2 separate regions of the Homo sapiens genome follow, and region 2 is linked to region 1. A link is a loop called in an ENCODE intact Hi-C map of the cell type or tissue named here. Cell type or tissue: spleen. All regions are shown on one strand. Each heading gives the region's core, and the rest is flanking DNA. Links, peaks and the distances in the headings are about the cores only.

What was found. Peaks named below come from ENCODE experiments on the same cell type or tissue, not always from the same donor. Only the 100,000 strongest peaks of a DNase experiment are listed, where the experiment ranks them.
Region 2: it touches region 1 in a loop (5-fold over the local background); 97 of 110 quality-filtered maps call a loop at or near these places.

What each region holds. Positions count from the first base shown.
Region 1 is chr11:57,656,230-57,659,140 of GRCh38, forward strand. It overlaps CLP1 (cleavage factor polyribonucleotide kinase subunit 1), which reads left to right and starts at 1,533. Exons shown (of 3, transcript NM_006831.3): 1 at 1,533-1,631. RefSeq lists an enhancer at 1,007-1,176. In spleen, for the core only: a CTCF peak has its summit at 1,309; a DNase peak (open chromatin) is centred at 1,412; H3K4me3 peaks cover 1,946 bases; H3K27ac peaks cover 1,519 bases.
Region 2 is chr11:57,561,392-57,564,302 of GRCh38, forward strand. All of the region lies in intron 1 of UBE2L6 (ubiquitin conjugating enzyme E2 L6), which reads right to left. Among named protein-coding and RNA genes, the nearest start is that of UBE2L6, 4.8 kb to the right of the region's middle. In spleen, for the core only: no CTCF peak of the experiment used is centred there; no DNase peak of the experiment used is centred there; H3K27ac peaks cover 1,055 bases.

The DNA of each region.
Region 1 (2,911 bases), core at 257-2,756:
CGATTCTCCTGCCTCAGCCTCCCAAGTAGCCGGGATTACAGGCGCCCGCCACCACGCCTAGCTAATTTTTGTATTTTTAGTATAGATGGGGTTTCACCATGTTGGTCAGGCTGGTCTCGAACTCCTGACCTCAGGTGATCCGCCCGTCTCGGCCTCCCAAAGTGCTGAGACTGCAGGCGTGAGCCACCGCGCCTGGCCTAAATGTTTACTATTATTATAACCGGACTCAGAAACTCTGGGTTTGAGTCCTAGCTCTACCAATGGCTGTTAATGTTTGGGCAAACCTCTGCACCTATCTGAGTCTCCTCCCCCATCTGAAATTGGATATAATAAAGCTGTCTTTACAGGGTGGCTGTGAAAGAAGATGCCTGAAAGGGATCTGAAAAATGTTAAGTATTGCACGAATGAATGATATTATAGCCCCTTCCGCCCCAGCCTATAATAAAAACGTAAAAGCTGATATCAGATTTTTTTCTATATTACAGGCATTGTACTTAGTACTTTACAGGCACATTCCTGCAATCGTCAAAACAACTTTAGGAGGTTGGGCACTGTTATTATCCCAACTTTGCAGACAAAAAACGATATCACGCTTGAGCCCAGGAGGTCGAGGCTGCAGTGAGCCATGTTCGCGGCACTGTACTCCAACCTGGGCGAGAGAGTGAGACCCTGTCTCAAAAACAAAAAGAAAAAAAAAAACGATCTCAGAGAGATGAAGCCTGTGATTTGCTCAAAGTCACACAGTAATGTAAGCAGTATAGCAAATAATATAAGATTCCAAAGCCCAAGGTAGTAAAAAGAGGATTATAGACGTGGTGGAACCTGTTGGCTGCGGGGCAAATGACTGACCTGTAACTGTCAGGGATTTATGGAGGGAAATGAGTGCCTAACAAAAATCCTCGTTTAGTGGGAGAGAGGTTGTTGGGTAATGACTGACTTGTAGCTGGAAGAAATCATCGGATTTTTATTCTTTTATTAAAGAAAAAAAATTTGAAATGCCTTCCATGTGCCAAGCACTGTGTCAGGTGGGAGATGACAGCTTGGTGAAACCTCTGTCAGGCTGTCTTCCTCCGCTTTCTCTATCCCTGGGTTTCCCCCTGCCTAAAAAGGATTTTGTGCTTCGTGGCTTGTCCAGGCAAGCAGGCCGTCGCGGGACCTAGACCGAGACAGTGAGTCTCTCTTTCTCCCGGGCCTCCCTTCTGTTTCCTGGGCTGCAGGGGAGCAGGAAATCTGGGGCGAGATTCCCGCCGCGGACGCGCACTGCCGAAGCCTGGTCCCTCGACCTGTCCCTGCCCAGCGCGGGGGCGCAACCGCCACGCCTCCTCACCCCTCCCTCCGGCTGCACGAATAATGACAACAGCCGCCCCTCCCACCTTTGGCGTCACGTTCAAAACAATCCTTTGACTACAACTCCCAGAAGGCCGAGCGGCTTAGCGAGTGCACCCGCTCTCGGCTGCTCCGGCAAACTACACATCCCAAAGGGCAGCGCGCGACCGCGTGTCCTTTCACAGCGCAAGTGCGGAACTGCGTTTGTTTCCGGCGTGGGTCCGGGCAAGAACCGCTTGTAGTTTGGTTTAAATTCTGCACGGGAGGACCTTCTGAGTTTACCTGTTGGGCTCCTGGCTGCGCAGGTGAGTTAAAAAAAGGGCAGGAACACAACTGTCACCTCCTTGGGGTCTGGGGACATTTTGGTGTCTGGGGAGATTTTGGTGTCTTGGGGAGATTTTGGTGTCTGGGAAGGTTGGGACAAATGCTGGAGCTAGAGCTGCAGTCCAGGATCAGAAATAATTCATATCGTTTCCTTGCCGTTTTCTAGTTTACGAAGTGCTTTTTTTTCCTCCCACAATTCCTGTAAACCCCAAGAACAACACTGTATTTGAGGAAGTGTAAGTGCTTCCAGTCGACAGCTTCAAAGGTTCAGAGAAGTTAAGTGATTGTCTAAAGACACTACTAGTAGTTACAGAGACGAGGATTAGGCTGTTTTCTGAGTTCAGACCCGGTGTGCTCTGCTTTGCATCCGTATTTCAGACGCCCTTTCCTGTTGACTAGGATGATTGGGGTCAGGGCATCTGTTACCTTCTCAAGTTTGGAGTTTACCAATAGAGTGATGGAGGGTGATATAATTAAATCTTCTGTCAGTCTGTAGGTATGGTTTTTCTCTGATGTCTGAGACATTAATTCACTCAATGTATTGAGGTGCCTACAGTCTGTCAAGCTGTATTCTAAGCAGTATATAGTATCAAACAAAAATGCCTAAGTCTTACATTTTGGGGTGGAGGAGGCGGGGAAGACACAATATATAGTGAGACCGATGGTGATAAGAAATATGGAGAGAATTAAAGCAAGGTAAGGGGAAACATTCATTGTATGTTTTTATTATTTATTTATTTATTTGTTTATTTTATTTTATTTTTTTTTGAGACAGAGCCTTGGTCTGTCACCCAGGCGGGAGTACAGTGGCATGATCTCGCCTCACTGCAACCCTGCAACCTCCACCTCCTGGGTTCAAGCGATTCTCCTGACTCAGTCTCCTGAGTAGCTGGGACTACAGGCGCCCACCATTATGCCTGGCTAATTTTTGTATTTTTTAGTAAATACTGAGATTTCACCATGTTGGCCAAGCTGGTCTTGAACTCCTGACCTCAGGTGATCCACCCACCTTGGCCTCCCAAAGTGCTGGGATTACAGGCGTGAGCCACCAGGCCTGGCCAATATTTGCATTTTTTCTACAGACGGGGTTTCACCATGTTGCCCAGGCTGGTCTTGTACTTCTGAGCTCAGGGGATCTGCCCAACTCAGCGCCCCAAAGTGCTGAAATTACAGGCCTAAGCCACTGTGCCTGGCCCATTGGATGATTTTTTTTTTTTTTTTTGAGATGGAGTCTTGCTCTGTTGCCCAGGCTAGCATGCAG
Region 2 (2,911 bases), core at 96-2,595, 95 kb before region 1:
ACTGAGACAGGACCCAGTCCTCAAGAATTTCAATAGAGTAATGGACGAAACATGGATGTGATTATGTGAATGTGTATGGATATACGGTAAGGAAGGAGATGAGAGGGGAGAAGGAAGGTTTCACAGAGGGTGCACTCTGTGAGCTGGGCCATGCAGAATGAACAGGAATCCATAAAGCAGAGAAGGGGAGAAGCACCAGGGCAGAGGGCCCAGATGGGAAACATAAGTACAGTATGTCCTGCAGAAGGTTAATAGGTAGTACAGGAAAAGGGTTCCAAGGTCAAGTACATTTGGTAAATCTCGGCTAAAGAGGTTTCTTCACTGGAGAACTTCCCACAGCCTTTAATATGCTATTGTGTATGGTGATTGACCAAGCTGTGGGCCCACAGCATGCAGTACTTCTCAAATGTATTTGACAAAGGAATGCTGCCCCTCTTTTAGAGTCCATCTTGTGGGACTACAGGCCTTTTCTTGTTGGGGAAGATAAAGACACTCAAGGGCAGGTCACATTTCTCTGGAACAATGAATTGGTACAAACCAGTGGTTCTCAACCAGGGGCGATTTTACCCAGCCAGGGACATTCGGTAATATCTGGGAACATTGTTCCGTTGTCATAAATCGGGAGAGTGGATAGAGGCCAGAGATGCTGATAAACATCCTAACAAAGAATTATCTGGCCGAACAAGAGGGGAGACCGCTGCCCTGCAGGGTGAGTCTCAGGCCTGGTCACATTCACCACAAGCTGACTGAAGGGCCTTTGGGCCTTAGGCGAACATCAGCAGTAGTACCCTGGCAGTACTCCTCATAGACCCGTGGTGGTGGTGGACAAGGGGAGAGACTCCTATATCTGGGGAAAAGGGAGGGAAGAGTGGGAAGGACTGTGTCCTGTGGTTTCAGTGCCAGCTTAGCTGCAGTAGCACAGAGCACTAGAGAGATTTCTAAGGTTTCCGACTCCAGGCCCTGGCCCATGGACAGCAACTGTGGACCTCTCTGGGGCCCAGCAGTGAACTAACCACCCTAAGGGGAAGAACACAAGCCTGGCTGGCTTCACCACCTGCTGATTGCAGAGCCCTAGGGCCTTGAGCGAACGTAGGGCATAGCCAGGTAGTGATTACAGCGGGCCTTGAGCAAAACCCAGTCTTGTGCTGGCTTCAGGCCTGACCCAGTGCAGTCCCAATTCTGGTGACCATGGGGATGCTTGTGTCACACCTCACCCAGCTCCAGGGAGCTCAGCACGGAGAGTAAGACTCCATTTGTTTGGGAGAAAGTAAGGGAAGAAAATGAGAGTCTCTACCTGGTAATCCAGAGAATTCTTCCTGATGTTATCCAAAACCACAAAGGTAGTAACCTCTAAAAGTCTGCAAGAACTACAGTGTTACTAGGCTTGGAGTGCCCCCTTATGTAGACATGGCTGCAGTGACCAAAACTTAGATCACAACAGCCAAGCCCCTTCCAATACCTCGAAAGCCTTCCCAAGAAGGATGAGTACAAACAAGCCCAGACTACAAAGACTATAATAAATACCTAACTCCTTAGTGCCCAGACACCAACAAACATCCACAAGCTTCAAGACGATCCAGGAAAACACAGCCTCACCAAACGAACTAAATAAGGCACACAGGGCCAATTCCAGAGAAACAGAGATATGTGACCTTTCAGACAGAGAAATCAAAATAGCTGTTTTGAGGAAACTCAAAGAAATTCAATATTTCCTCCACAGAGAAGGAATTCAGAATCCCATCAACAAATTTAACAAATAAATTGAAATAATTAAAAAGAATCAAGGAGAAATTCCGGAGTCGAAAAATGCAATTGAGGCCGGGTGCAGTGGCTCATGCCTGTAATCCCAGCACTTTGGGAGGCCGAGGCAGTCAGATCACCTGAGGTTAGGAGTGCAAGACCAGCCTGGCCAACGTGGTGAGGCCCTGTTTCTACTAAAAATACAAAAATTAGCTGGGCATGGTGGTGCAGGCCTGTAATCCCAGCTACTTGGGAGGCTCAGGCAGGAGAATTGGAGAGGCAGAGGTTGCAGTGAGCCGAGAGCATGCCATTGCACTCCAGCCTGGGCAACAAGAGTGGAACTCTGTCTCAAAAAAAAAAAAAAAAGAAAGAAAGAAAAAAATGCAATTAACATACTGAAACGCATCAGTCTTTTAACAGCAGAATTGATCAAGCAGAAGAACTAGAGTGTTTAAAGACAGGGTATTTGAAAATACAGTCAGATGAAGCAAAATAATAAAAGAATAAACAAAGACTTTGGGAGGCCGAGGCAGGTGGATCACGAGATCAGGAGATCGAGACCATCCTGGCTAACACGGTGAAACCTCATCTCTACTAAAAATACAAAAAAAAAAAAAAAAATTAGCCGGGCGTGGTGGTGGGCGCCTGTAGTCCCAGCTACTCAGGAGGTTGAGGCAGGAGAATGGTATGAACCCAGGAGGCAGAGCTTGCAGTGAGCCAAGATTGTGCCACTGCACTCCATCCTGGGCAACAGAGCGAGACTCCGTCTCAAAAATAAAAAAAAAGAATAAACAAAGAATGAAGTATGCCTACAGGATCTAGACAATGGCCTCAAAAGGGCAAATCTAAGAGTTACTGGCCTTAAATAGGAGGTAGGGAGAGAGACAGGGCTAGAAAGTTTATTCAAACGGATAGTAGCAGAGAATTTCCCAAATCTAGAGAAAGATATCAATATCCAAACATGAGAAGGTTATAGAACACCAAGCAGACTTAACCCAAAGAAGACTACCTCAAGGCATTTAATAATCAATCTCCCAGATGTCAGGGATTAAAGAAAGGGTCCTAACAGCAGCAAGAGAAAATAAACACATAACATACAATGGAGCTCCAATATGTCCAGCAGCGACTTTTCAGTGGAAATCTTACAGGCCAAGAGAGAGTGGCATGACAT